Linked DNA regions of Homo sapiens: region 1 is linked to region 2. A link is a loop called in an ENCODE intact Hi-C map of the cell type or tissue named here. Cell type or tissue: HepG2. All regions are shown on one strand. Links, peaks and the distances in the headings refer to the core of each region. The heading gives the core; the rest is flanking DNA. Region 1 holds the start of LOC107984653 (a long non-coding RNA gene). Region 2 has its middle 34 kb from the start of LINC01220.

Region 1 (15,752 bases), core at 5,022-13,021, 230 kb before region 2:
CTTCCTTCTACCCCTTCCCTACAGTGACCTCTGTCACCACAAGATCAAGAGGCCAGAGAACCTACTTCCAATTCAGAGTGTGAATTCCCATGAAAATCCAATCATCAAATTCTATGGAAAGTAAGGCGTCCTGAGTTCCTCACCTCATCTTTCACTCCTTGGCATGGTGCCTCCTCAAGGTTACAGGTAGGACACTTGGCTCAGGTTCCCCTGAATTCTGTGAACAGAAGAATTAGAAATAAACAAACAATTCCAAAATAAAACCCAGATAGTTATGGGTTCCCTTTAAGCTTAAGTCAGTAGTTGTGTGAAGTCCCCCTGATGCCATCAGCCTCCCTGGGCCCCGAGTAGTCCCTGAAAGTGTGTTCTAGTGTCTCAGATGAGAAAACCGAAAGTGCTGACTGTACCCCCAGGTTTTTTTTTTCTTTTCACTGCTGAGTTGATTGCAAATGACAGACGCTCAGCTTTCATCAGCCTAAGCTCAGAGATAGTACATCTGAAGAACATCGGCGGCTGGGGGAGGTGAGGTTCTCAGAGACCTCAAGAGGAGTTGGTGGTCAAGTAGCAGAAGAGCAGAGAGAACCAAGGACTGCAACACATTCAGGATGCTCGGCTTCTCCCATGTTCCCTGCAGGCCAGCTTGCATTTTCTCTCTTCCTAAAGGCTAGTTTCTCCATTTGTCAGAAAACATGGCAGCCAGCAGCCCTGGCATTACACCTCATGACAGCTTCAGCTGCCCGAGAGAAGCTGCCCTTTGTGTCTTAAATACAAACTCCCAGATGCCCATTCCCAGCCTCATCAACCATGACCGTGGTGGCAAAGGCCGCATAAGAACAGGGCAGCTCCCCAGGGGGATCCGTATTGGAGTGGAGGAGGGGCAGTTCCCAGAAGGAGAGGGGCAACTAACCAGGCAGATAAACAATCAATGCCTTCCACCCGCCCCAAGTGCCTTTAGAAACAGAGAACCTAACTCCCTACCCTCTCAGTGCTTGAAAGCCCCATCCACCTGAATAAGGCCCATCCCATTGGCCAGAGTAGTGACTCGGGAGCACCACCACCTTAGAGGGCTTCCTGTGTCTGTGCAATTTCTCGTGCACCATAATCGATGTGATTCTGCAGACGACTCTAAAATCCAAAACCCAGCATTGTGTCTTCGCGGTTATTTCTTGCTTTTACAGATCTCTGTATGACAGTTTGCCTTTCTGGTCTTCCTTGAGTTTTTTTTCATTCCTTAACATGCTTCTTAGTCACCAAGGCTCCCAGGAACTCTATCTCCCCAATAGGGTAGTAGAATATGTTTCTGTCTTTCTGACCTCCAAAGTCCTAGGTGGACTGATGTTCCTTGCTTTAGAGCAGGAGTGTATACATAGATGACTTCAGGTGGCATGTGGGCGACAGAGAAGCTGCCAGCAGAGACCATCATACTCACTGTCCAGTCCCCAGCCAGCCCTGCCTGGGGTGGTGGGACACCCAACCAGCACCCACTCCGTTCCTCACTCCCCTTCCCTCCAAACCCGTTTCTGGCTCACACAGGGCGGTCCCTCCTCGACACCCTCACCCACCAGAGTCTCCACTTTGTCACGGGCCTGCCCCCAGCCCTGCTCCCCTTCACTCTTTTTTTTTCTCTTGTTGAGACAGAATCTTGCTCTGTAGCCCAGGCTAGTAGTTAGTCATCCAGGCTCACTGCAGCCTCGCCCTCTCAGGCTCAAGCAATCCTCCCAGCTCAGCCTCCTAAGTAGCTGGGACAACAGGAGCATGTCACCACACCAGGCTAATTTTTATAATATTTTTTGTAGAGATGGGATCTCACTATGTTCCTCAGGCTGGTCTTGAACTCCTGGGCTCAAGGGATCTTCCCGCCTCGGCCTTCCAAAGTGCTTCACTGTTTTTGTTTGTTTGTTTGTTTGTTTTTGAGACGGAGTCTTGCTCTGTCACCCAGGCTGGAGTGCAGTGGCGCAGTCTCGGCTCACTGCAAGCTCCACCTCCCAGGTTCACACCATTCTCCTGCCCCAGCCTCCCGAGTAGCTGGGACTACAGTTGCCCGCCACCACGCCAGGCTAATTTTTTATATTTTTTTTAGTAGGGACTGGGTTTCACCGTGTTAGCCAGGATGGTCTCGATCTCCTGACCTCGTGATCCTCCCGCCTTGCCCTCCCAAAGTGCTGGGATTACAGGCGTGAGCCACCGCGCCCGGCCGTGCTTCACTCTTTAGGGTCCTTTTCTGCGCTGTGGCTCTCGCTGTACCCAACTCCTCAGTACTCCTTCCCTAAACTGCATCCCACTTTTGTTCCCCCACACCTCCTCTGGTTCCCCTGGTTCTGCCCTGAGGCTGTGCCCTCTGTCTCAGTCACATCCTCGCCTCACCTGAACCCCACACGCACCAAAAACACGTCACAATTAGCTCCCTCACCCCACTCTCCACTCCCAGTCTCCCCAGGCCTGGAAGTCCCATGAGATTCCCAGAGTCCTAGGACCTCACCTACTCCCCCTTCCTCCTTCCCTCTGCTCAGCCCCTTGGGACCGGGACTCCCTCACCCAGTGGGCGGCTCCTGCCTTCCTCTCCCTTCAGGCCTCTGCCTTCGACCTCTGCACGCGGCCATTTCTTGGGGGCCAGGTTTGTCCTGCTTGTCACACCTGTCTGTTGGTCTTCCTTAGCTCCTAGTATCCTTTTGAAATGCATGTATTCAAGTCATAAAAATGAGTCCATTTTAAAAGCTGAGTAAAAAATAGTACAGATAGTTTATAGATGCAGCAGAAGCAGTGGTGGTAGCCTGTGGGTGGTGATGCTGAGCTAGAGGAGTGGGTATAACCCCAGACAGAAAACAGTCACTGGGCTCACGCGATGGCAACGGCTGTGTGTCACCTAATGTCATGTGTTAGTATGGCTCAGCTCTGCCTGTGAATCAGATAACCACAACAAACACAAAAGTACTTACATAACCTGTTTCCATCTCTTCACAGTCCTGGTGGCACACAAGCTGGGACTCAGTGTCACCTCTGTGCCTGGGCCCCAATACCAAGCAAGGAGGTGTTTCCCTCTGTGTCCCAGACACGCACATCCTTTAGAAGCTGACATGTTCCCACCCTCTCCATGGCTATTTAAAGCCTGCTCCCTACTGCAGGAAAAAGATAGGCAGAATGAAAGAAGAAAGAAAGGAAGAAAGAAAGACAGAGAGAAAGAGAGAGAAAGGAGGGAAGGAAGGAAGGAAGGAAGGGGAAAGAAGGAAGGAAGACCTGCTCCTGACCAATGTGTTGGGAAAGTTTGGGGGCACCAGAAAGAATTATGGGGTCTTGACATCATGCATTTCCTTCCATCCCCTTTGCCAAAGTTAGTGAGGGATGAGGAGGAGGCAGGATGGGGGTGGGGTGGTGCTGGGGGTGGTGACACCCATTCATTAATTGATTCACTCAACATATTGTTAATTAGCCAGGCATGGTGGTGCATGCCTGTGGTCCTGGCTACTTGGGAGGCTGAGATGGGAGGATCACCTGAGCCTGGAAAGTTGAGGCTGCAGTGAGACATGATCACACCACTGCACTCCAGCCTAAGCAACAGAGCAAAGACCCTGTCTCAAAAATAAACACATAAATGTTAATAAAAACATATTGTTAGCCCTATGTGAAAGTGCTGCTCTAAACACAGGGGAAATAATGGTGAACATCTTGACAAGGTCCTGAGCCTCTTGAAGTTTATAATCCTGTGGAGAAGACAGTCTATGGATAAACAAGTGTCATAATATCATGTGAGGTAGCACAATGAAGAGTGAGATGGTGGTTAGGGAAAAAACATTTGAGCAGAAGGGAGGAAATGGATATCTGGGGCAAGAGTGTTCCGGGCACAGGGAACAGCATGTGCAAAGGCTCTGAGGTAGGAACGTGCTTGGTGTGGCCAGACACAGCGGGGATCCCAGTGTGGTTGGAGCAGAGAGACAGAACAGGGGGCTGGTGGGAGAAGGGCTCAGACAGGTAAGTGGGGGTCAAATCTTGCAGGGCCTTGTGGGCTCTGATTAGGATGTGGACACTGAGTGAGGCCAGAAGCCCTGAAGGAGTTTTAAGCAGAGGAGTGATGTGGCGGACTTGCGCTATAAAGGAATCTCTCTGGCTGCTATGTGGAGTAGACAAAGAGGCAGTTAGGAGGCTGCTGTGGTTTCCTGGCAAAGCCTGGAGGAAAGGTCTGGGGGTGCTGGCAGGTAGGCGGGTAGGGCTGTGCCAGATGATTGCAGTGGGTCACCAGCTGTGAAAAATGGGGGATTCCTTCCGTGAAGTAGGACACAGCACCAGAACTTTTGGAGGTGGTGACGTTAGGAAGAGGTAGGACCATCTTTCTAGTTACTTGGGGACCTCACTAGGCTCCTCAGGCCAGGAGATAGAATCTCCATGCTTCATGCTGGCCACCCTGGGCACATGCTTTTCCTTCTGCCTGGAATGCTCTTCCCTGCCTTCCTCATCTGTTTCACTCTACTCCTCCTTCAAGGCTCAGTTGAAATGTCACTTCCTTCCTGAAATCGGTCACATGTTCTGAGTGTATGTGCTCCTGATGCTTCTTTTGCATGGCACTTACCACAATTGTCATTATTTAATTAGGATAATTAGGGCGCAGTGGTTCACACCTGTAATTCCAGCGCTTTGGGAGGCAGAGGCGGGTGGATCACTTGAGGTCAGGAGTTCGAGACCAGCCTGGCTAACATAGTGAAACCTCATCTTTACTAAAAATACAAAAATTAACTGAGCATGGTGGTGCACGTCTGTAATCCCAGCTGCTCGGGAGGCTGAGGCAGGAGAATTGCTTGAACCCAAGAGGCGGAGGTTGCAGTAAGCCAAGACGGCACCACTGCACTCCAGCCTGGTGACAGAGTGATACTCTGTTTCAATAAATTAAAAAATAAAAATAGAATAATTAGTTCTTTGGTGTTTGTTTCCCCTGGCAGACTGTAGGCTCCATGAGGGCAGGTGCTGGGTCTGCTTTCTTCTTCGCCCCTTGGTTACTCCCTAGCAGAGTGTCTCACACAAGTCAGTGCTCAATACATTTTGTTGAATGAATGAATCAATAAGCAAATGGAATGGACAGCAGGTGCAAGAGAAGCATCAGGGGAGGCAAGCTGATTCCTAAGAGCTGCAAAGGAATAGGGCTCATTTCAACTTAGAATCCAAACCAAGGCACTTGCAGGCACCTGGTGGGTGATAAATACCTTACATCATAGGAACAAAGTTCTAAGAATAGGATTTCAGTCATCAGTCAAGGTATAAAAGAGGTTATTTGTTTTGGGAAAGCAGGCAGAAAGGTTCATATGTCCTGAGGATCATATTCCCTGGCTGCCAGTCATCTCACACAGGTTTGCCTAATCCTGCATTTGCGGCCCTCAGAGGACACGTGGCTACTTTAGCATGAAAGCGTTTATTAAACAGACATTTTTATTTATTTGTTTGCTGTTGAAGCGTTTCAAGCATTTATTAAAGAGGCAGGATCTTGCTCTGTCACCTGTGCTGGAGTGCAGTGGTATCATCATAGCTCACTGCAGCCTTGAACTCCTGAGCTCAAGAAATCCTCCCAATTTAGCCTCCTGAGTAGCTAGGACTATAAGAATGCACCACATACAGCTAATTTTTTTTAACTTTCTTCTTGTAAAGACGGAGTCTCACTATGTTGCCCAGGCTGGTTTCCAATTCCTGAACTCAAAACAATCCAACCACCTTGGCTTCGCAATGTGCTAGGATTACAGGTGTGAGCAACCGCACCTATAATCAGAAGGACATCTTTAGAGTACATCATTTAAAAAATCTATTAAGCTTTCAACCTTTTAAAAAATGTTATCAAGTAATGTACATAACATAAATCTTCATCCAGTTCCCGAACCTCTTTGCATCCTTCGTCTCCACTCCTTCCTGCTCACCATTAATGACACATTGTGTCAGAGTGGACAGATGGAAACGGCCCGAGTCAAAGATTCTGCCTCACGTGGAGTAGGCTTTCTCCTGGGAGTGTGAGGCCCTCCTGGCTCACCACACTGTGGCGACCTGGGAGCTTCTGCACTCCAATCCAATGCCGATGTCCTGGGCCATGCTTGCTACCAGCAGCTCTGTTTCTTGAGTCTTGGGTGACTGCTGTGTTGACTGATGAAGAGTTTTTATCTAAGGGTCTACGAATGGGTTTCAGAATCCTGCAAACCCCTGAAATCATATCATCCAAATTGATTAATACACATGTGTTTTGGCTGGGCATGGTGGATCACACCTGTAATCTCAGCACTTTGGGAGGCTGAAGGGGGTGGATCACCTGAGGTCAAGAGTTTGAGACCAGCCTGACCAACATGGGGAGACCCTGTTTCTACTAAAAATACAAATTAAATTAGCCAGGCGTGGTGGTGCATGCCTGTAATCCCAGCTACTTGGGAAGCTGAGGCAGGAGAATCACTTGAACCTAGGAGGTGGAGGTCGCAGTGGGCTGAGATCACGCCATTGTGCTCCAGCCTGGGCAACAAGAATGAAACTCTGTCTCGAAAAAAAAAAAAAAAGAAAGAAAGAAAGAAAAAAGAAACATGTTTTATAAAGGGAGAGGCGGGGGAGTCCACAGTTTCATCAGATAGTCAAAGCAGCCCAATGACCCCCAGATGAAATAAATCACGGTTTAGATGGATAATCTATACATTTCAGGTTTAAAAATCTACTTCGAGCTTGTCACCTAGTATCTGCCCTGACTATATACACTGTGCTAGGTGCAGATCTGACTGTTGTGTTTATTTCATCACTATGGGTAACTAAAGTGGATTTCCTGACACAAATTATGCAGGACTAGACAGAGACATTACTAGATTAATTGTGGACAGGGTGAGGCACATATTTGGTGAGACCACTTTGCCTTCTAGAGGTGACCCTTTATTCTCCATTTGCAACAAGATTCTGAGAGCCAGGTCTGAATGAAAAATTTTAACCCGTGGCTTCTATGTTCCAGGTGATCTTGGACTTAGGAGAAGAGAGAAGACGCTGAAGGAGGTGTGGAAAGCTCAGGGAGTGGGAATGGCTTTCCTTATCTGCCCATCGATCATGTCCGTGCTTCAGTTGAGACTGAAGTCACTTGGCAGCCACACGTTTTAGACTGAGGTAACTCCCCACTGCCATAAAGGTCAAGAAAGCCACTGTGCTGACACAGGTCCTCCCCTGACAGCCTGTTCCACAGCGACCCTTGAGTCATCATGTCTGGATGACTAGGCTGACAAAAACAAGGTTTCACAGGGTGAGTTGAATTGTGGGGGAGCGGGGCACAGCACAGGGCAGCGGAGTAGGAAGGGCACTGCACTTGGAGTCTGAAGATCAGGGCTGAAGGCCTTGCTCAGTGAGCTTGGGCAACATGTGTTGGTGTTTGGGCTTCACATAAAATTAGACACTATTCACAATAGCAAAGAGACGGAACCCATCTAAGTTCCCATCAGCTATAGACTGAATAAAGAAAATGTGGTACATATACACCATGGAATACTATGCTGCCATAAAAAGGAACAAGATCATGTCCTTTGCAGCAACATGGATGGAGCTGGAGACCATTACCCTGAGCGAACTAACACAGAAATGGAAAAACAAATACTGCATATTCTCACTTGTAAGTGGGAGCTAAGGACACAAAGATAAGACAAACAGACACTGGAGCCTACTCGAGGGTGGAGGGCAGGAAGAGGGTGAAGACTGAAAAACTACCTATCAGGTATTAGGTACTACGTGTATTACCCGGGTGATGAAATAATCTATACACCAAACCCCCGTGACATGCAATTTACCTATGTAACAAGCCTGCACATGTACCCCTGAATCTAAAATAAAAGGAAAAAAGATAGGGCAAAAAGGAAATGAGAGGCTGCTATTAACATGTTACCGGGGAGCTAGCAGGTATTCAATGATTGGGACTGTGCAGGTACAACGTAGTTATCACCCTAAAACAGGATGTAGCCAACATCCTGTTCACGGCTACCCGGAGTTTCACAGTAAAATATCTGCAGAGCTTGTGTTTGGAAACCAGGTTGATGCCCAAATCTGTGCAGATTTGCATTCCTGGTCACTCACCCAAACATCTCTTCAGAGCTATGCCCTAGGATAGAGTGAGGAAGCTGAATGAGGCGCCAGCTTGCATCTAGAGGTCAATTCTCTGTATTCAAGCTTCTGCCCAAACAAGTGATGGTTGGCTGCCATGGTTCAGGACTCTCTCAAGCTGGGAAAGGAGGATGCAGGAGGGAGGGGGAACGGAGGAGAGGGAGGAAAGTTGATCTCTGCAGTTCTCTGTCACTAGGTGGCAGCACCAACCCGGGACCGCTGTCCCAATGGTCCTGGCTGTAATCCTGGAATGTGGGGAGTTCCCCAGGTGCGCTTGCGCTTGCTATATATAGCTCCAACTTTGCAAGCAGCCAAAGAGAGGTTGAGTCCCATCTCCACGTTTAACTGTGTGACCTTGGGCAAACCATTTAGCCTCTTCGGAGTCTTTCTTTATCTGTAAAATGGGGATAATAATCTTTCCTAAAATAATAGAGTGAACAGAAAATGAGATCATAAATGGCAGCCAGTATCATCCCTGCCCCTAGCAAGATGACCCCTCACTCTTTCATACATCACCTTTATTTTGCACTTTTCTTTTCTTTCAAGGGTGCCCCTAATGCTTATTTTAAATGAGCATATGTAGATGAACACTTTGGGGTGGGGGAGTGAGGCGGCAGGAGGAATGGTCCATGGTGTGATTTTTTTTTTAGAACAGACCCAACTTTTTAATCTTCCTTCCCCTCCTTGCACCCATTCTCTTCCTCTTCATTTTCTTTCTTCTATCTTGGGATTTTTATTTACAAATATGTTAATCATCTGCTCTGTGCAAACCTCTGGCGAGGCAGAGACAGGTGGGGAAGAAGAGGGAGAGGCGAGGAGAATTACAAGAACACACTGGAGAGTCCCTCCCTCCAAGACCCCCACAGTCCTGTAGGTGCTAAGCTGATAGCGAGATGGTGCGCACCGGTGCAGTTGAACTGGCTGTTGAAATATTAAAATATGTACATCTGGCTGACTGATAGCCCCTACCCTAGTGCCCCTCCATGCAACAACGCAGACGCATGCCTTCACCCTGCTCCAGCTCCGACCCCATTCTGACTGCCAGTGCCTGGCCTGGATTTTGAATATTGCCTTTTAGCTGATGGGCTGAGCTCCTCATAGAATGGACTGAAGAGGATGGGGAGTGAAGCCTGGAGGCTGAGTTGCAACTCCCAGTGATGGTTTTCAAATTAGAGCCTGGGGTTCCTTCCAGAAGCAGTAATGGGTAGTATCCAGGTTGGGCAATCCAGAGGCTGGTGTGGTTCTGGCTGCATGCCCAGTTTCTGGTGGAGCACAGAACACCCTCAAACCCTCTCAGAAAGCAGTCTACTCCTGTTAGCCCCTGAGAATTAGGATGCAGTGCCCTGCCCCCTCGCCCCCTCTCTGGGAAACCCAGGTACAATGAGTCACCATTTTTTTGGTTTCACAATAGAAGCTTACTCTGGTTGACATCAGCAGTAAATGAATGTATTGGAAGGATGTATGTGGCTCACAGAATTCAAAAGAAGCCCAGAGAACAAGGCCCAGAACAAGGCAGAAGCCAGGACAATTCTCCACCACAGGAATTCTCTCTCTGGCCAGGGCTTCACAGTTAGAGTAGAGGGGCTCCAAACATCTTCTGGGTCTTTTCTTTGCTCTGCTCCAAAGCGAGATTCCCAGTAGTCTGATTGGCCCAGTCTGGGTGTTTGGTTGTATCTTGGCCAGATAAGGCAGAGAAGACACCTTGATTGACAGCTCTACACATAGAAAGGAAATGCAGATGCTTTGTCAGAAGAAGGAGTAATAGAGCCGGGGCGCAGTGGCTCACGCTTATAATACCAGCATTTTGAGAGGCCTAGGCGGGTGGATCACTTGAGGTCAGGAGTTCAAGACCAGCCTGGCCAACATGGTGAAACCCCATCTCTATTAAAGATATAAAAATTAACCAGGCGTGATGGCATGCACCTGTAATCCCAGCCACTCAGGAGGCTGAGGCAGAAGAATCACTTGAACCCGGGAGTTGGAGGTTGCAGTGAGCCGAGATTACTCCACTGCACTCTAGCCTGGGTGACAGAGTGAGACTCCATCTCGAAGAAGGAGAAAGAGGAGGAGGAGGAGGAGAAAGGGGAGGAGGAGGAGGAGAAAGGGGAGGAGGAGGAGGAGGAGAAAGGGGAGGAGGAGGAGGACGAAGAGGAGGAGGAGGAGAAGAAGGAGAAGGAGAAGAAATGGATTCTGGGTAGCAAAAAAAAAAGTGTGTGGGGGTCACTGTAATCAGGTGCATCTCAGCTCTAGGTCACAATTCCGTGACATCTTGCCTTCAGCCCCAGGTTTTAGACCCAGACAGAACTAGATCCCCATTATAGTAGTGCAGTGACCTTCCTGAGGCCACCAGATCATCCCAGTCAGTCCTGCTTCCTGGGCATTTAGGGCTCTTATGGACTTGTTCCCCCACCCCCTGGGGATAAACAATGAGACACAAACCTTTGAGGGAGCCATAGGTAATTTAGTCACAGTCCAAACTCAAAATTCTCAACCTGAAGTAGACAAGGCTTGAGAATATATGAATGAATGAATTATTTATATTTATGATTAATTAATTCATTTATCAAACCTATAAATATCACATATCTGCTCTGCTGGGCACTAGGAATATAGCAGTAAACAAGACACAGATAGTCTCTGCCCTCACTCATGGGTTAGTGAATGGCCTATCTGGACAGCCATTTAACTGTCCACCATGAGTCACCACTGGGGGTTTTGGGCACGATGTAAGTAGATATCTGGTCTCTGTCATCTTCTCTCAATGATTGCTGTGGTTTAAATGTCTCCTCCAAAACTCGTGTTGAAATTTAATTGCCATTGTAACAGAGTTGAGAAGCGGGGCCTTTAAGAAGTGATTCGGTCATGAGGACAGAGCCCTCATGGATTAATGGGTCCCTCGATTAATGTCATTGTCACAGAAGCGGGTTTATCTTTGGAGTGGGTTCCCAATAAAAAAGACGAGTTTGGCTCACTTCCCTTTCTGTCTCATGTGCTTGCTTCCACCTTCCACCCTTCTGCCATGGGATAACACTTGCCAGATGCTGGCGCCATGCTCTTGGATTTCCCAGCCTCCAGAACTATGAGAAATAATTTTTTTTCCCTACAAATTACCCAAGCTGGGCATGGTGATTCACACCTGTAATCCCAGCAACTCAGGAGGCTGAGGCAGGAGGATCACTTGAGGTTAGGAGTTCAACACTAGCCTGGGCAATGTAGTGAAACTTCATCTCTAAAAAAAAAAAAAAAAATTTAATTAGCTGGGTGTGGTGGCATGTGTAGTCCCAGTTACTTGGAAGGCTGAGGAAGGAGGATCCCTTGAGCCCAGGAGTTCGAGGCTGCAGTGAGTTATAATCATGCCACTGCACTCCAGGCTGGGTGACAAAGTGAAACTCTCTCTCTCTGCTCCCTGAATTTCAGCACAGTGCCTCTCAGCCCTCCCAGCTGTGGCTCAAGCAGCCTGGGTGCTCCAGAAAGAATAGGTGGTAAACCTTGATGGCAAACATTTGGTGTTAAGTCTGCAAGGATGCAAAATGCAAGGGCTATAGAAGCATGGCTTCCTCTGCTTAGATTTCAAAGGATGTCATGGATCACCTGGAAGCTCAAGTAGAAATCTGCTTCAGGGGAACGGTCACCTCAGAGAGTCCCCACTAGGGCAATCCCAAGTGAAAATGTGGGGTTGGAGCCACTTCGGTTTGAATGTGCCCTCCAAAACTCATACTGAAATTTAATTGCCATTGAAACAGTGTTGAGAGGCAGGACCTTTAAGAGGTGATTAGCTCATGAGGGCTCCACTCTCATGAATAGATTAACGCCATTATCACAGGAATGAGTTGGTTGTTGCAGGAGTGGGTTCCTGATAAAAAGGTGGAGTTTGGTCTGCTCCCCTCTCTGTCTCATGTGCTCACTTCTGCCTTCCACCCTTCTGCCATGGGATGACCCTGGCCAGATACTGGTGCCATGCTCTTGGACTGGCCAGCCTCCAGAGTTGTGAGAAATAAATTTCATTTCTTTGTAAATTACTGAGTCTGTGGTATTCAATTACAGCAGTACGTAGGTTGTGTTCGTGTTTGTAGGGTGTAGAGGCATGAACCACCAGCAAGGCAGGCCAACCAGCTTCCATTACCATGGAAGCAGGATTTGGAGTAATAGAAAATAGGCGATGAGGGTGGACTGGGGCTAATCTATTTCTACAGGGCCTTGTGCAGGATTCCAACTTGCTTTTACTTTGATCCTGGTCTTTCCCTCTGTCTAATAGGTGACAGCTAGACACAGACTAAAAGCTAGATAACACTGTGACTGAGGAGACACAGTTCCCTGCCCTCGCCTCTTCCAGCCCCACCTGGGACTCTATCCCTAATCTCTACCATCTTCACAAGAATACATGCCTTCCCTTGATTCCTGCTCTTAAAATATCTGATTGATTCTTACTTTTTATATGTTAACTGAATATTTATTTTGTCATTTGTATTCCATCGTCAGAATAATAATTGGCTTGGATTTTACATTCCTAGAAGGCAGGCACTGTGTTCCATCCATCCATCCATTTATTCATTCAGCCAATGAATATTTATTGAATTTCTACTCTGTGGTAGGCTCTTTGCTACTGTGCAAGGAGCTGAGAATACAATGGTGAGCAAAACATTGGCAATCCCTGACATTATAGAATGGATGGTCCAGTCACAGAGACAAATGTTAACCAAATAACCACATAGATAAATGTAAATTTTCAGTCTGTGTTAATGGGTATAAAGGAAGGGCATGAGGTGCTATGAAACTATTTGAAATTGCAGTTCTGATCTAGCCTGGGAATCAAGCAAAATTTCCCCAAGCTGGTATTTGACAAAAGGTAGGAATGAATGAGCTAGAAGGGTAAGAGCATTTCAGTTAGGGCTGAGCAGAATGAGCAAGGCTCTTGGGCTGGAGGGAGCACGCAGAGATTTGGGGAAGGGACAGATGCCAGTGCAGAGGAAAAGAGGGTGATATGAAGTGAGCTGGGGGACAGAGGGTGCAAGGTCTCCAGCGCCCCCACTAAGAATTGAGTCTTCATCATATAATCACCCCGAGTAACTCATAAACCCCAATCACACTGTGCACCAGTAGTCAATGGATAACATTTTATGTGAATAATGCTGACTTCACTTAGAGAAGATGTGCTAATGGTGGTTGGGGTGGAGAGGATTGACGTGGTGCTAATGTGACTCGCAATCTAATTTCACAGCTCCCATGGCCCAGATATGAAGAGCTGATCCCTAGGAATGGGTACCTATGTGTATGGCTGCAAGTTGAAAGATGATTGGCAAAGTTTAGTATCAGTATCTTCACATGCCACAAGATAGAGAAAGAAGATAAGATGCTTTTGGCTGGGTGCAGTGACTCACACCTGCAATCCCAGCACTTTGGGAGGCCAAGGCAGGTGGATCACTTGAGTCCAGGAGTTCAAGACAAGACTGAGCAACATGGTGAAACCCTATCTCTATTGAAAACACACACACACACACACACACACACACACACAAAATTAGCCAGGCATGGTGGCACTCACTGGTAGTCCCAGCTATTCAGGAGGTTGAGGTGGTAGGATTGCTTGAGCCCAGGAGTTTGAGGCTGCAGTGAGCCATGCACTTTAGCTTGGGTGACAGAACAAGACCATGTCTCAAAAAAAAAAAAAAAAAAAGATGCTCTTAACTTTCCACACATGGATGCTGCTATAGCTTGGATGTTTACCCCACCAAACCTCATGTTGAAATTTGATCCCAAACTCAGAGGTGGGATGCTAATGGGAGGAGTTTTGATCATGGGGTAGACCCCTCATGAATAGATTAATGTTCTCCCTGGGGTGGGGGTTGAGTGAGTTCTCACTCTATTAGTTCCCACAAGAGTTGATTGTTAAAAAGAGCCCAGCCCCTTCCATCTTGCTCTTTCTTGCTTCCTCTCTCACTGTGTGATCTCTGCACACACATGCTCCCCTTCACCTCCACCACAAGTGGAAGCACCCTGAGGCCCTCACCGGGTGCCCGATTTTTTCCAGACAGCAGAACCATAGAGCCAAATAAATCTTTTTTATGTATAAATTGCCCAATCTCAGGTATTTTCTTATAGCAACACAAATGGATTGAGAGAGATGCTTTATTGAGAAAATGAAAAGATGAAATTTCATGAATGCTTGTAGGCCTCCAAACTTCAGTGTCTATACTCTATATTTGCCAAGCTTTATTAATTTAAATATATATGTTTTTTAAGCAAAAGAAGAGTACAGCCAATCTTGGGTTTGGATAACACAGAGGTCTTATTTATCTCTGTGATATAACACCTTGTTACAGTCTTTTTTTTTTTTTTTAATAATGTTGGGCACTTCAGTCCTCAGAGGCAGGCCTTAAAAAACAAAATTTATCTCTGACTTTTCTCTACCCTTCTTTCCCTAGTGCAAAGCAGGACCCTAATCTTCCTCCCCTTTTCTGATTGTGGTCATAAGACCCTCACTTCAGAAGCAGTCCTGCTGCATACCCTGAAGGAAGGAATGCTACACAGAGAGGCCAAAAAGAATCTGCACAGACAGGTCTTGCTGGGTTTCTCTGCTTAGCCTGTTAGTATTAGATCATGTGACTCATACTAGATCATGTAATTGGACCCTTTTTGTCCAGCTGCATTTCTACATGATTGTCAATCATGGCTCTCCAATGAAGTCTCCATAAAAAGCTCAAGAGGACATGGTTTGGGGAGTTTCTGAATAGCTGAACACAAGAAGATTCCTGGAGGATGACACACCCAAGGAGGGAATGGAAGCTCTGCACCCCTCCCCCGTACCTCACCCTATGCATCTCATCCGTATCCCTTGCAATATCCTTTATAATAAGCCAGTAAATGTAAGTGTTTCCCTGAGTTCTTTGAGCCATTCTAGCACATTTGTCCAATCCAAAGAGAGGGTCGTGGGAACCTAACTTGAAGCCAGTGGCCAGAAGTTCTGGATGCCTGGACTTGCGACTGGCATCTGAAGTTGGTTGGAGTCTTGTGGGATTGAGCTCTCAACCTGTAGGAGCTGATGCTATCTCCAGGCAGACAGGGTCAGAACTGAATTGGAGGATACTCAGCTGGTGTCTGCTGCAGAACTGATTGCTTGCTCGGTGTATGGGGAAAACTCCCCACATTTGGTCACAGAAGTCATCTGTGTTGATTGCAGAGTGGTGTGAGAGCAGAGGAAAAACACAGTTTGAGTTTTTGCCTCCAAACTCTTTTACTCCTGTATTCCTTATCTTCTATGCACATTAAAAAGCAACAATGCAAAGTACTATATGGAATCAACCCAAGCATCCACCAACAGATGAACAGATAAAATGTGGTACATATACACAATGCGATATTATTTAGCCATAAAAAAGAATGAAATCCTGTCATTTGCAGCAACATAGATGAGCCTGGAGGACATTATGTTAAGTGAAATAAGCCAGACACAGAAAGATAAACACCACATGTTCTCACTCACATGCAGAAGCTAAAGAAGTTGAACTCATAGAAGTAAAGTGTGGAATAGTGGTTACTAGAGGCTGGAAAGGCAGGGCAGAGATGAGGACGACATAATGAGAGGATGGTTAAAGAATACCAAATTACAGCTAAATGAGAGGAATAAGTCCTAGTGTCTTAGCACTGATGGGTGACTACAGTTAACAATAACTTAT
Region 2 (15,752 bases), core at 3,615-11,614:
TCCTGGATTACATCCTGTGACAGGAAAAGGACATTAGTGGAAAAACTGGAGAAATCCACAGTCTGTAGTTTAGTTATAGTATATTATACCAGTGTTCATTTCTTAGCAAGGAAATGTTACCTGTAAGAAAGGATCACTACACCTACTTTTTTTTTTTTTTTTTTTGAGACAGAGTCTCACTTTGTCACCCAGGCTGGAGTGCAATGGCACAATCTTGGCTCACTGCAACCTCCACCTCCTGAGTTCAAGTGATTCTCCTGCCTCAGCCTTCTGAGTAGCTGGAATTATAGGCACATGCCACCATGCCCAGCTAATTTTTGTATTTTTAGTAGAAACAGGATTTCGCCACATTGGCCAGGCTGGTCTCAAACTCCCAACCTCAGGTGGTCTACCTGCCTTGGCCTCCCAAAGTGCTGAGAGTACAGGCTGGAGCCACCGCACCTGGCCTGCACCTGCATTTTGAGGTAAGGCTGAAAATCTAGACCACTAACTACAGGGTGCCTGTCCCACTGGCCAGGGACCAGATATGCCACCGTTTGAAACAAATTCAAGGATAGGGGCCTGACTGAGCATTGATGGCCATGAGGGTGGGGAGCGAGAAATCACTTCTGTTGTGCCCCTCAGTTCTTACCTCTAGGCAGAGTCATTCCATGGGAGCTGTTTCTCTGAAAGGGGCCTGGTTTGTGATCAGAATCTATTGTCAAAAAGAAAGAAAGTCCCTTCTCCCACGCAAATGCCAGGCAGGGGGGTGGAGCCAAATGATCACAGGACCCTCATTTTCTGCAACAGTGATTGCTTTGTGTAAAGGGGGCAAGATGCCAGGGCAACTGCTGGGGAAACTGCCGGCTGCCCAGCATTGCAAGGCTCCAGGTGTTTGGGGAATTTCAGACTTAGGCCAGTGGAAGAAAGAGAACTTGACCACGTGGACTCCACCATCTTCTAGGGGTACTCGTCAGGGAAATAATGGGGAGATGCTGCTCCTTCCTGTTTCGCAGACGCAGCAGCAATACTTGTGGCATAAGAGCAAAGCCCCTCCAGAGGGGACAATTTTAAAGCTAAGTGTCCCTGGCATGAGTTACCAGGGTAGCCAAGCTTTACAAAGACAGGGTTAATTCTTTCAAGTGTTTAACTTTAGTGATTTGGTTTTGATCAAAATCTTTTTTTTTTTTTTTTTTTTTTTTTTTGGTTTGTGTGTGAATCAGAGTCTCACTCTGTCGCCCAAGCTGGAGTGCAGTGGCGTGATCTCGGCTCACTGCAACCTCTACCTCCCAGGTTCAAGCGATTCTCCTGCCTCAGCCTCCTGAGTAACTGAGACTACAGGCACCCGCCATCACACCCGGCTAATTTTCATGTTTTTTAGTAGAGACAGGGTTTCGCCATATTGGCCAGGCTGGTCTTGAACTCCTGATCTCAAGTGATCCACCCGCCTCGGCCTCCCAAACTGCTGGGATTACAGGCATGAGCCACCGTGTTGATCAAAATCTTTTTTAAAACTTGTTACTCCTTCATCCATTAAACAGAGCTTGCAAAATATAAATGAACGTTTCCTTGGTGGTTGAAGGTCATTATTGGGAGCATCAGTTATGCCGAGTGCTGCAAAGTGAAACCAGAGACTCAGAAGTGCATTCAGCGTTTGGGACACTTTGCTGAATGGGTCGTGATCTCAGCAACAGCTCTGAAATTTGCCTTCTTGAAAGAATCCCTGACATCAGCTCATTTTTCTACTTTAGAAAAGTGCAGAGCATGTTCACTGTTCTTCACAAAGGCAAAACAGAACCCTGGCCCCAGAAGCTATGTGACCTTCACCAAGTGATGTCATCTCTTAGTGGCTGTGATTCTTCATCTGTAAACTCGGGAATAGCGTTATTAGATAATGCATGTTTAGAACATGCCTTCGATGCATTAGAGCAGGGCTTGGAACAGCGTTCAGCATGTCAGAAGCGCTCAGGGGGTTAACCGCTGTTACTACCGTTTGCAGATGAAGACAAGTCCCAGGTCTGGTTAGTTCAATCTGCCTCTTTTCACTGTAGTCTCACCAACATTGGCTGGCTGTCTGGGAAGCAACACCACCAGTGACCTCTTCTGGGTCTCGTGGCCACCAGCCATTGTGCCCATTCTAATCAAGGAGGCTCACCTCCAATTTATGCCTTTTCTAGTAAGAAAGGACAGAAAGAATTTCCCTGAGTCAAGTCCTTGCCAGAGTAGGGGCCTCTTGCAATCCGTGCCACGAAGTCCCGGAAGGAAGCTCTGCAAATGTGCGCTCAGGGCTTGTCAAATGAGCAGAAGGGCGGTTAAGTAACAAAGTAACTGCGGAGTCAGGCGCGGAGGGGAACAGCGTCTCTAACCACGGCGACCCTGTTCTTCTCTGGGCGCTTCCACTGAGTTATTAGATCAGCACTTGGCTGAGATGGGAGTGGAAGAACCCGGGAGGGAACGGGCCCAGGTCTTCATGTAGAAAAAGGGGCCCTGGCCCCTCGGGGTATTCAGGGCGCCGACCACCACGGCCTCGTCGCCCTTTTCCCCTAAAGCCCTGGAGGAAGGCACTCTCTGGCCTGAAGTTCGCCTGTCCACTGGTGATACCACCCGCCGCAGCGTTTCCAGCTGGGAAGGAGTTGGACATGACCGTACCCGCAACAGCTGCGCTCAGCACTGCCCGGGGCTGCCCCCATCCCTACCCCTACCCCGGGGGCTCCGGAAACCCCCCACAACCCCCGCAGATTTACCAAAATCCAGGGACCCTCTTACCCCCCCTCCCCTCCTCCCCAGGTCACCCACAGACACACACACATTTCCTGCCCTGCCAAAAATAAAGCTGGAGGGCGCTGGGGGTGCGCTTGCCACCAGCCCCTCCGGGGAGACTGCTGCCTCGCTGCACCCCTCCAGTGAGAGGACCACCCCCTTCATTTCTGCTGCCTTCCTCCTCCTTTGCTTTGGTGGATGTCACCCTGGCTCTGCCAAGGCCCTGGTGGAGGTTGCTCTCAAGGCATGGGCTGGAACCCTGCCCCTCTTCTGCTAAAGACACATAGCCCTCCTTCCTTATAAAAGCAGTTATACGGCCGGGCGTGCTGGCTCACGCCTGTAATCCCAGCACTTTGGGAGGCCGAGGCGGGCAGATCACCTGAAGTTGGGAGTTAGAGACCAGCCTGACCAACATGGAGAAACCCTGTCTCTACTAAAAATACAAAAAAAAAAAAAAAAAAAGAAAAAAAAAGAAAAAAGAAAAAAAAAATTATCTGGGCCTGGTAGCACATGCCTGCAATCCCAGCTACTCGGGAGGCTGAGGCAGGAGAATGGCTTGAACTAGGGAGGCGGAGGTTGCGGTGAGCTGAGATCGCGCCATTGCACTCCAGCCTGGGCAACAAGAGAGAAACTCCGTCTCAAAAAAAAAAACCACACAGTTTATACCTTCATAGTACATGTCCCTAACCTCGACCCACCAATAGAGCAACTCCCTGAGAGGACGATCAAGAGGTCAAGCTTGTTTGGGGTGAGCCCCACTCCTGGAAATCTGGAGGGGGGCAGAAGTAGTGCCCCTGACATCTGGTGGGTCATAGGTGCTCAGTCGTTATTTATTTTTGCTCTCCTCCTCCTCATTTTCTTCCTCAATATCAGCTCCTCTCTCTGCATACACCTCCTCCTCCTTACACCTCTCTCTCCTTCCTGCTCCATCCCTTCTTCACTTTATCTCCTTTGGACGACTGCCTCCTGCCTGCTGGAGCACTGAGTGGGGCTGAGGAAGCTCCCTGTGCACCCTGCACCCCCTTCTCTTGGCTGCTAAAACTCTGACCCAGCCTCCTACACCACAACCCTACTTGTCCCTAATTCACTCTGGCTCCTTCTCCACCCCGTCACCCTGGCTTATGCAGTGTAGTCTTGTTGAAGACATCGGGTCTATACCAACCTGGACATCCATAATTGCTTCCTGAAACACATTTATGCAAGATCTCAGGATTTTGTGGCTTTACCAAACACCTCCCCTGAGTTTTCAAAACACCACCTGATAAATTAGTGTTCATCTTGTTGCAGGTGACAATGATATTACAGTGGTATTTTTAAAGTCCTTATCTTTAGAGATACATTCTTTAACATATTTCCAGGTGAAATGATATGGTGTCATGAGTTTGCTTCAAAGTAATATGGGAGGGGATTAAGCAGATGGGACATGGATAGGGAAGGAATGGCCTTGGGTCAATATTTCTTGGGACTAGGTAATGAGTAGATGAGGGTTCATTATACTCTTCTGTCTACTGCCTCCGTAATATAAAGTTAAATTAATTCTCCAGCCTTCCAAAAAGGGAGAAATGAATTAATGAACAAATATTGGCAAAACATTAGAAATTATTGAACCTGGGTGATAAATACACATGGATTTATTGTGTTATTTTTTCTACATTTTTATGTGTTTGAAAAAATGATTAAAAATGACTTTTTAAATGTTTATTTTTATTTTATTTATTTATTTATTTTGGCCAGGTGCAGTGACTCATGCCTGTAATCCCAGCACTTTGGGAGGCTGAGGTGGGTGGATCACTTGAGGTCAGTAGTTTGAGACCAGCCTGGCCAACATGGCAAAACCCCGTCTCTACTAAAAATAGAAAAATTAGCTGGGCATGGTGGCGGGTGCCTGTAATCCCAGCTACTTGGGAGGCTGAGGTGGGAGGATCTCTTGAACCCCAGAGGCAGAGGTTACAGTGAGCGGAGATCATGCCGCTGCCCTCAAGCCTGGGTGACAGAGTGAGACTGCATTTCAAAAAACAAAAACAAACAAAAAATAATAATAAAATAAAATGTTTAATTTCTTTTTTAATGCCACCTTATCACAAACCCTTCATCTGTGTAAAGCTAGGCCATGGGTATTCAACACGCACTACACAGATGTTGATGGACAAGTGTTTCCTCAAAGATCTCAAGTGCTTCTGCTGCCTCTTCCTTAGATGAGCACACTGAAATGCTCCAGAAAACAGAACTTCTTGGCTGGGCAGTGCTGCTTTGGCATCTCCATGCCTTTGCACTTGCTCTGCCCTCCACATAGACTGGCCTTCCCCAGTCCACCTGCCAAGCTCTTACTCAGTTTCAGCCCCTCTTCTCTAAAGCTTTCTCTGACCCTCCCAGGCCTTGTGTCACCACTGAGCCCTGTACATACCTCTGTGTTATACAGTTCACCTTGAAATCCAATTGTTCCTTGCATGCCTAGCCCCCACCCCACACTAAACTTTTAACTACTTGAGAGCAGGGACTTTATTTTTTATTTTTATTTTTTTGAGACAAGGTCTCGCTCTGTTGGCCAGGCTGGAGTAGAGTGATACAATTATACCTCACTGGCACTTCAAACTCCTGGGCTCAAAGGATCCTCCCGCTTCAGCTTCCTAAATAGCCACATGTACGTGCCACCACATCCAGTTAATTTCTAAAAAATTTTGGTAGAGACAGGGTCTCACCATCTTACCCAGGCTGGTCCTGAACTCCTGGGCTCAAGCAGTCCTTCTGCCTTGGCCTCCCGAAATCCTGGGATTACAGGCATGAGCCACCACGCCTGGCCCAGGGATAATGTTTCATTCAACTTTCCATCATTAGGACTTCAAATACCACCTATATGCTCATGACTCCCGAATCAACATCACCAACCTCACACTCCCCAGCACCAGACTCTTATAGCCAAATGCCTTGAACAAGGCAAATGCCTTCTGAACTTCTCCCCTTGGGTGTTCTACAGACCCCTGAAATTCACCGTGTCCAAAACTGAACACATTGTCTTTCCCCTAAACTTACTCTTCCTGCCATGCCTGAGCAGGTAAACAGAACCCTCCACTCAGTCGCTCAACCCACAAATACGAGGTCTACCCTTCACCCCTCTTCTCCTGCACTTCAGCTACTGATTTCACTTCCTACATAAGCCTTGAATGTTCCCACCTCCCTCATCCCTACAGCCCCTTCCTTGTTCAGGGCACCATTGCCTCTCTCCTAATGACAGCAAAAGCTTCTTCGCTGTTCTCCAATCTTGCCCCCTCCATCCCAAGTCTCCATATGAAAGTCTGATCTTTCTAAAATGCCAATATAATCCTATCATATCCTAATAAAATTCTTCCATGTCGCCCTAAAGTTCAAATTCTTCAACATTGAACATGGCTTACAAAGCCCCTTTGTGACTGACCTCAACTCACCTCACTCCCTATCATTTCTCTCTCCAACCCTGCCTACTAATCCCCAACGCACACACACACACACACACACACACACACACACACACTCAATAAGCTCTAGCCACTTGGAAGGACTTGCAGTTTCCCAGCATGCCTTACTCTTTCTGTGGCACAGACAGCACTGCCCACCAAATATCACATGGGCTCCCCTACATTCCTAGCCCTGTAGCATTTAGATGGAACTGGGTCACTGGTTCTGGACAATGGGTCATGAGCAGAAGTTGGATGATCACTCCAAGGCTAAATCATTCTCTCTCTCTCTTTTTCTTTTTCTTTTTTTTTTTGACAGAGTCTCGCTCTGTCACCCAGTCTGGAGCTGGAGTGCAGTGGCATGATCTCGGCTCACTGCAACCTCTGCCCCCCGGGTTCAAGCGATTCTCCTCCCTCAGCTTCCTGAGTAGCTGGGATTACAGGCATGTGCCACCATGCCTGGCTAATTTTTGTATTTTTAGTAGAGATGGGGTTTCGCCATGTTGGCCAGGCTGGTCTCAAACTCCTGACCTCAAGTGATCCACCAGCTTTGGTCTCCCAAAGTGCTGGGATTACAGGAGTGAGCCACCGCACCTGGCCTCTCTCGCTCTCTCTCTGTCTCTTCCTCCCCAGCCACATGTTGAGATGACAGAGTCTTGAGACGAAAGCACCCTGGATCACTGAGTCACCCCATGGAGGGCAGTGGCTCTGAATGCACATCAGACTCCCTGCAAGTGAGAATAAACTTTTTTCATGTGAAGCCATTGAGAGTTTTGCATCTTTTTCTTTTACTACAGCATAACTCAGCCTATCTCCTCCAGCACATGATTTCTCCTCTGCCTGGAACAACTCTCCCTCCCACCTCTCTACTATCTACCTCCTCACCTGGACAGTTTCTGCTTATGTCAGCCTTAGCTTAGTTGCTGCTTCCTCCTGAACTCCCAAGTCTAGCTCTGGGTTCTTACTAAGAACTTTCTTAACACCCTAGGAGATCCCTCTGAGCACTTTCCACCCTATATTATAAGGGGCCATTCATGTGCCTCTTATTCCTCACCAGGTCTGAGATGGGAGGGCCCATTCCTCTTTCTGCTTCACAGCTGTACCCCCAGCCCCTGCTACAGGGCCTGTATGTAGGGTATCCAATGGATGTTTGCCCAATGAACAGGTAAACTTTGTATTCACAGGACCTAGCTTCTAGCTCAATAAATATTTAATAAATGAATAAATGAATGACTTAACCTCTAAAAGAAAAAAAGATTTGGATTCTAAAAAGTAGCCCAATACTCATAAACAGCCTTGAATTGTAAAACTATACTCACTATATACAAATTAGTGTGCCCACCCCACAGTTCTGCCCTATACCAAAGGTCAACTATTTTACTTCAATGGGTCAATTAGCCCCTCTTTTAGTGGTAAACTATTCGAATTGAGGAATTGGAGGGTGGAAAGTTCTGCTTTTTGATGACTTATGCTCAGCTGGAGAAACTAAATACAGTACAAAAGCTGAAAATCCACAGCCAGGTTCTTACTCTACAGCTTCCTCACTTTTTTCATGTTTGTTTAACATTTTCTCCCCATTACCTATTGGGACGTCAGTAGAACCTGAACTGGACATTAAAACAGTAGCTAAGTAAATAATGCAAGCCTTTTAAGCTCTGGTGCCGTTCAAGGCCACAGCTGTCCCACAAAGCCACTGACACTGCTGTCGGGTCAGGTGGCTGGGAGGGGATGGGAGAGGCTACACGGCCCCTCTCCTTAGCTGTCAGATGCCTATGGAGGCACTCAGACCATTTGGCTTCTCCATTTGTCATTTTCAGCAAGGCCAAGAGCTTGGATCTCTGGGGACCTGGGGCAGGCTGCTGCAATTTTCCCCAAGAGTTCTAGCTCAATCTGGGTGAAACCTTGAGAAATCAGAGAGGAAAGAGCTATCAGTCCGATGCAATTCAAGGCAGCAAAGATGTATTGAGCATTCACAAACCTGAGTCCCTGGAAGGAATATCAAGGAAGCATGTGTCCCAGATGGTGCCTTTAAGGGTCTGTCTTGTTTCTTATGAAAAAAAGACAGAGTTAAGCACATGAGACAAAAAACAAGAGCATAGCACAAGGCAGTGGATAATCAAGTGCCACTTTAAGCCGTTTCAGCTTTACAAGAGGTTAAAAAGGTGAAAGAGTGATGTGATCAAGAGAAGGCAAAGGGGACCTCATTATAATATTGGACGTTGGATGCCTGCTCTGTGCCAGGCCCTACATACATACATTACTGCTCAGTCTTTTTTTTTTTTTTTTTTAGATGGAGTCTTGCTCTGCCGCCCAGGCTGGAGTGCAGTGCAGCTCACTGCAACCTCTGCCTCCCAGGTTCAGGGGAGATTCTCCTGCCTCAGCCTCCCGAGTAGCTGGGATTACAGGCACTTGCCATCATGCCCAGCTAATTTTGTTTTTGTTTTTGTTTTGTATTTTTAGTAGAGATGGGTTTTCACCATGCTGGCCAAGCTGGTCTCAGATGCCTGATCTCGTGATCTGCCTACCTCAGCCTCCCAAAGTTCTGGGATCACAGATGTGAGCCACTGCACCTGGCCTTTTTTTTCTTTTTTTCTCTTTTTTTTTTTAAAGACAGAATCTCACTCTGTCGCCCAGGCTGGAGTGCAGTGGTGCGATCTCAGCTCACTGCAACCTCCGCCTCCCGGGTTCAAGCAATTCTCCTGCCTCAGCCTCCTGAGTAGCTGGGACTTCAGGCGTGTACCACCATGCCTGGCTAATTTTTGTATTTTTAGTAGAGATGGGGTTTCACCATGTTGGTCAGGCTAATTGCGAACTCCTGACCTCGTGATCCACCCGCCTTGGCCTCCCAAAGTGCTGGGATTACAGGCATGAGCCACCGTGCCTGGCCCACTGCTTAATCTTTACAAACCCCATGAGGTAGGCTCAGAGAGGCTAAATAACGTGCCCTAGGTGGCAGAGCTGGTGGACAGCAGAGCCAGGATTTTAACCCAACTCTTACCTCAAAACCTGTGTTCTAGACCACCTCGTCTATACCCTCTCATAATAAGTCTTATTTTTTAGGACTGAGAGCCTGAGCTGAAACCTTCACATAACTTGTTTTTAGCCTCCACACTGTCCTTAGGAGGAGAAATGATTACTGCCACTTGACACTTGGAAAAAAACGGCACTCAGAGAAGTGAATGCTCCAACAGGGAAGGAGGGGAACTGAGAGATCCCTAACTGTAATACAACTCGATTTTATTTAAATTCGGGTATCCTGTGTATTTTCATTTTCCTGTCACTAATTTTTATTTGAACCAAAAAGGCTTTGGAGGTGGAAATGTGACATTTTAGGAGCTGGGCACATCTAGAGATCACCCATTCCTTAAAGACAAATTAATAAGCAATCTTCCTGTGACTCCACTGACCAAGATCATAATTGCTGTGGGCCCCATGAGGAGCCTTAGAGGAGCCTTTGGAGGCAGGCTTTGTGCTATGTGCTTTTGCAGTTTCTTGATGCTTCCTATTGGCAGCAATATTTATTTGACAGTGCATGTAAAACACTCCTATATGACAAGCACAGTGCTAACCCTTCCCCTCCTCACACAAATCTCATTTGAGAGAGGAGAAAACTGAGGGCCAAGGAGGTCCAGTTACCAGTTTGAGATTGTATAACTAGTCAGTTGTAGAACCAGGTTTCCTGCCTCCAAGACCAGAACATGTTTTTACATCTTCCTCAGTCAAAATTGTATGTGGAGTAGGCAGCAGACCACTCCTTAAAGCAATTTTTTTTCTTTTGAGACATAGTCTTGCTCTGTTGCCCAGGCACTCCAGGCAAGATCTGGGCTCACTGCAACCTCTGCCTCGCTGGGTTCAAGCGATTCTCCTGCCTCAGCCTCCTGAGTAGCTGGGATTACAGGTGCCCACCACCATGCCTGGCTAAATTTTTTTGTATTTTTAGTAGAGACGGGGTTTCACCATGTTGGCCAGGCTGGTCTTGAACACCTGACCTCAGGTAAGCCGCCCACCTCGGCCTCCCAAAGTGCTGGGATTACAGGCGTGAGCCACTGCGCCTGGCCCTTAAAGCAATTTTTTTTAAAGTTTTTTTTTAAAGTTTTAAACCAATAAATGTGTATTTTGTTCATATAAAAATATATGAATGGGTATGTGTCCCTCTCATTGACTACCCTTGGAACTTTTGACAAGTAACATAACCTCTCTAAGCCTCAAAGTTTTCACCTATAAAACAATGATAATAGGACACTTCTCATATCACAGATGTGTTATTAAGGTTAAATATCATGCCTGGCACAGTGTAAGTCTCAGTAAGTGACACTTATTAGCAGTGGCAATATTTATTCGTTGCCTACTGTTTTCCAGGCCTCATGCTGTGTATTATAAAATAGCATGTATACAGCCTGGCCAACATGGTGAAACCCTTTCCCTACTAAAAAATACAAAAATTAGCCAGGCACGGTGGCACTCGCCTGTACTCCCAGCTACCCGGGAGGTTGAGGCAGGAGAATCACTTGAACCTGGAGGCAGAGGTGGCAGTGAGCCAAGATCGCGCCACTGCACTCCAGCCTGGGCAACAGAGTGAGACCCTGTCTCAAAATAAAATAAAATAAAATAAAATAAAATAAAATAAAATAAAATAAAATAAAATAGCATGTATAATAAGATCCTAACAGGTATATGTGGAAAAATATACATGGATATAGAAATGAATGGATGGATAGTTAGGTATGATTGGGGGTATACAGAAAAAAAAAGCTGGAATGATGAAAACCAAAATACTCACAGTGAGTATGGGAGGTTTTATTTATTTCTGTGTCTTTATGCAGTTCCCAAATTTTTCTATAATGAACATGAATGAATTACTTTTATAATCAAAGCAAAGAAAATCTTAGAAAATCTATTGGAAGTTCAATTCATTTTGGAATGGGAGAAATGCTGTATTTAAAGAAGCAGTAAAAGCGTAAAACCTTTCAGAAGGTGCACTTGCTTCATAGCCCCAAGAGGGAAAAAGTGGCTATTTCCCAGCAAAGCTGAGCAAACCCAGCTGACTTTGCTGACAGGTGCTGACACCTGGTTCTAGAACAAGGATCTTAGAGTTAAAAAGCAAAGAATTTTTGGTGGCAGCCATCTGTCTGGTGGTCATCTGAGGGAGGTGGTTACTCAACTCTCATTTCTAGTTGTTGAGAGGTCAAGCCCGGCTAGGACTCAGAGCCCTCCTGCATCCCAGCCACCTTCCACCATGACATGTTCATCCTTCCCCAATGGAGACCTCACACTGAAGCAGGTGCAGCAGCAGCAAGTGGCTGTCGGCAGCTCTCCCCACTTCCCCACGTGAGAAGGCAGAGCCAGGTGCTAAGCAAGGACCCAGCTGGGCTGAGAGCATAGGACAGGGTGTTTAAAAAGCAGCTTCCACAGATAGAAGCAGTCAGGTCTGGGAAGCGGGGTAAAGGAGGACGAAGAGGAATAGCAGTACACCGGGGAGGGAGCCGAATACTTTCTGTTTCCCAAGGACTTTTTTGTCCAGTCCTCCACCACTGACTCAGGGAGCATTGGTAACTCCATTGTGCAGAGGAAGGGGGACAGAGAAATTAAGAGCTTTGCTCAAGCCCCACAGCTAGAGTGAAGAGAAAAGCTACCACATGTGTACTTTATTTTGGGCATCACCGAAGCAAATGTTTCAATAGCAGTGAGGACCATGGCAAATTGGAGAGCCCCAGCTACAACAGGGCTAGTTCTCAGCTCAGCGATTGTGCCATGCTAGGATGCAGGTCCATGGTTGCCAGATCCTCTAGACTTTTCTGTGAGGTGTCTCGATTTCTGAATGTTGGTTTACTTTTTAAAATATTAGGCTGGGGACGGGCGTGGTGTCTCATGCCTGTAATCCCAGCACTTTGGGAGGCTGAGGCAGGCAGATCACTTGAGGTCAGGAGTTCGAGACCAGCCTGGCCAACATGGTGATACCCCATCTCTACCAAACAATACAAAATTTAGCCAGGTGTGGTGGTGTGCACCTATAATCCCAGCTACTTGGGAGGCTAAGGTGGGAGAATCGCTTGAACCTGGGAGGTGGAGGTTGCAGTGAGCTGAAATCATGCCACTGCACTCCAGCCTGAATGACAGAGTGAGACCCTTACTCAAAAAAATAATAAATAAATAAAATATTAGATTGGTACAAAAGTAATTGTGGTTTTTGCTATTAAAATAATTGGAGAGGTGTTCTCTCTGACCTACAGATGCCTTTATTTTATTAGGTTGGTATAATAACTAACCTAATAAAATATTAGGTTGATATAATAACTAACCTAATAAAATAAAAGCATCTGCAGGTCAGAGAGAACACCTCTCCAGGCCAAGCGTGCCCAGTCAATGTGTGTCCTCAGCCTCAGAGGCTGCCTGGATTGCTGGCTTGCCTGGTGGAGCTACTTGCATGTGCTGCCTGGCCATGGTTCTGGAGTTTCGGGCTCCCATGGAGTAGAGGTGACACTTCCCAATGGGCTGGGGAGCTAACTCCAGAGAAATAAGAAAAGCTATACAGGATTTCAGGTTACCAACCAGGGAAGAACACAGACTGGAATCAGATTAGATTTAGGAAACCAGAGAGCTGTATTTGGTACCGAGTTTCTCTGACAACACATCCTTTCTTCTCTTAGGCTGTGAGTAAGCAGACACTCATTAAGCGATGACTATACATCCACTTAAATTGTTCCAGACCCTGGGGATAGAGTGAGGAACAGAACAGAAAGAATCGCTGCTCTGACTGAATTTACAATTTCATGGGAAAAGACAGAAACTAAACAAGCGCCTGATCCCACAGAGGGTGAAAAGTGCTGTAAGGAAATATTAACCGGGATGAGGAAGGCAGGGCGGGCTGGATAGTGATGGCCTTGCCGAGCAGGTGGGATTTGGACAGGGACCTGACTTCAACAGCAGGCCATGTAGATTTCTGGGGAAGAGCGGCCTAGGCACAGGAACAGTAGGTGCAGAAGCCCTGAGGGGAGGATGTATGACCTGCTGCAGGAACAGCCATGAGCCAGGACAGCTGGAGCAGGGAGGGGTGGGAGAGAAGGTGAGGTCAGAAGAGGGGAGCAGATAAGGAAGGGGACCTGGTCTTGCAGGGCTGTGTTGGCCACAGTCAAGACAGGTTCTGCAGATAGACAGTAATGAGATCTGCCCCTGCCCTCAAGGGGTGTGCAGCCTGACCCTGTGCCTGGCTGTATCCCATTCTCACCCACCTACCTGTACTACCTGTGTGTACTCAGCATCCTAAATTCTCACACTCCCAGTGGCTCACAGCTCTCTGGCTGCAGGTGGGACAGTGCAGCTGGGGGGCCCCATTCAGCACTGGGGCATTCCCTGGGTCTAGAGAGAAGAGCAGAAATAAGGAAAAGCCTGTACTGGCTGCCCGTTTTAGGGCCAATCACATAGGACCCCAGGGTTCAGTGGCCATCTCTGCTTCACAGACTGACAAAGGGCAGGAATTGGGGCCTTCCCATTGGACCTGGAGGATTTTGTATTAGCATATCCATGCAACAAGGATTTACTGAGTAATTCCTGAGCACTGGGCCCTATGCTAGTGATTGGGGGATCCACAGGTGAACAAGATGAGCTGCAAATGACCCTCCCCACAGAGAGCAACAGCCCTGAGGGGAACACAGGCAAGCAAACAGGCCATTAGAGCACAGTAGGTAAGCTCCATGATGGAAACAGAACGGTAGACTCTGGGCAGTGGTGTGCTAGTAAATGTTTAACAACCAGCTCTCCAGCAACATACCTGTGTATGTCCATACGCTCATGGATTTTACTGACCTAAAGGATTATAGCATATAATTTATAAATGATCACAAAATATACAACAGTGTTTACTGTAAATTCCACATAATCAATTGACTTTCACAGTACGTAATTTTTGCCAAACATCTGGTCTGTGGACAAGCTATCGTTATAATTGATGAGCAGGTATTGTTCTAATGGGATCTTGGTTGATATTATTTATGTTAATAAGACAAAAGCAAAATTTAAGTGAATGTCAGAACTTTGCTTATTTGTCAGTGCTTCTTTGCTGAATTGGATAATAGTTTTTGGAAACCGAAAGAATATTTCCTCGATTGTTTCATGCTATTCACAATGTAACAGCTACTTGTAAGTTTAACCTGCATCATTAACATTTTCTCCACTACTTCTTTAAGTTTAGATAATCAATGCAACAACAAATCGATCTCTGATTTATAGCATTTGCCAGTCTTCATGGTGTAAATAGTCCCAAAAGCTACCACTGAACACAGATTTGGGAAGAGATCCACAGTATCCTACAAGTTATATAGTGCTTCCGCCACGTGGATACAAGAGCTGTAAATGATCTCAACAGTGTAAGTGATAGGAAAATACAGTAAAATAATTAGGAAGTGATGAGCTTTAAGTATTTGTTACCATAGCTGAAAGTTTAATAATGGCTGAATTTAACAACCAGCTTGCAAAATTCTTGAAAATTTAACTATCATTTCTTGAGAGGTACATTGGTGAGGGCTCTGGGGCACAGTAGTGAGACACTAACCTAAACACTAGGGGGTCAGGGCAGCTGAAATCAAAGGGGCAGGGCTTATGGGACCAGATGTCCAGGCAAAGGAAACATCATATAATGCAGTAAACTTTAGAGGGGTCAGGGCAGCTGAGACCAAAGGGCCAGGCCAAATGGGACCAGATGTCCAGGCAAAGGAAACATCATATAATGCAGTAGAGAACATGTTATCTCTGGGCCAGGTGCGGTGGCTCACGCCTGTAATCCCAACACTTTGGGAGGTTGAGGTAGGTGTATCCCCTGAGGTCAGGAGTTCGAGACCAGCCTAACCAACATGGTGAAACCCATCTCTACTAAAAATACAAAATTAGCCATGTGTGGTGGCGCATGTCTATAATCCCAGCTACTTGGGAGGCTGAGGCAGGAGAATCGCTTGAACCCAGAAGGTGCAGGCTGTGGTGACCTGAGATCTCGCCACTGCACTCCAGCCTGGACAAGAGTGAAATTCCATCTCAAAAAATAATAATAATAATAATAAATAAAAATTTAAAAAGAGAATATGTTATCTCAGCAGCTGAGATAGAGAGAGTAGGTTCTTTTTCAAGAAAAGGCCTTGAATTTGGGCAAATGCTGAACTGCTAGGTCCAGGGTGTCTGGTGGCCCTGAGGCTTTACAAGAAGGGGGAAATTACTGTGCATAGTACAATAACTTCCATTACTTGAGGGAGGGAGGAGGATGGAGAGCTCTCCAGGGAATCCGGGTGGGGAAAGCGGAGGAGGGAAAGGAAAGAGAGAGCTGAGTGCTAGGCACTGCACAGTGGAACCCCGGCCTGAAACAGCTCCTCCCTCAAACTTTGGGAAAAGCTGCACCACAAAGAGGAAATCACTTGAAGAGTTAAATTTTTTGCAAAAAAATGCAGCAAAAGGGCCAAGGGTTGTGTTGGAGCTGCTGCACACACAGGCCCAAAAGTGAGAGAGCATGCTGTACCCTGAGAGCTAAAAATGATTCAATCCCAAGCCCCAGGTGTGAGGTGGGGAGTGGGGGACAGACGGAGCCTCCAGAAGCCAGTT

The links. Hi-C counts contacts between places; a loop is a spot of excess contacts. Peaks named below come from ENCODE experiments on the same cell type or tissue, not always from the same donor. Only the 100,000 strongest peaks of a DNase experiment are listed, where the experiment ranks them.
Region 1: a loop joins it to region 2, with 6 times the contacts of the local background. A loop is called at or near these places in 10 of 110 quality-filtered maps.

The regions. Positions count from the first base shown.
Region 1 is chr14:75,553,670-75,569,421 of GRCh38, reverse strand. It overlaps LOC107984653 (a long non-coding RNA gene), which reads right to left and starts at 11,251. Exons shown (of 2, transcript XR_001750830.1): 1 at 11,216-11,251; 2 at 9,504-9,794. RefSeq lists enhancers at 7,066-7,145, 9,451-9,610. In HepG2, for the core only: a CTCF peak has its summit at 8,276 (motif pointing right); a DNase peak (open chromatin) is centred at 8,291; H3K27me3 peaks cover 1,300 bases.
Region 2 is chr14:75,320,858-75,336,609 of GRCh38, reverse strand. No RefSeq gene overlaps it. Among named protein-coding and RNA genes, the nearest start is that of LINC01220, 34 kb to the right of the region's middle. RefSeq lists enhancers at 2,087-2,586, 7,454-7,623. In HepG2, for the core only: no CTCF peak of the experiment used is centred there; a DNase peak (open chromatin) is centred at 7,819; H3K27me3 peaks cover 661 bases.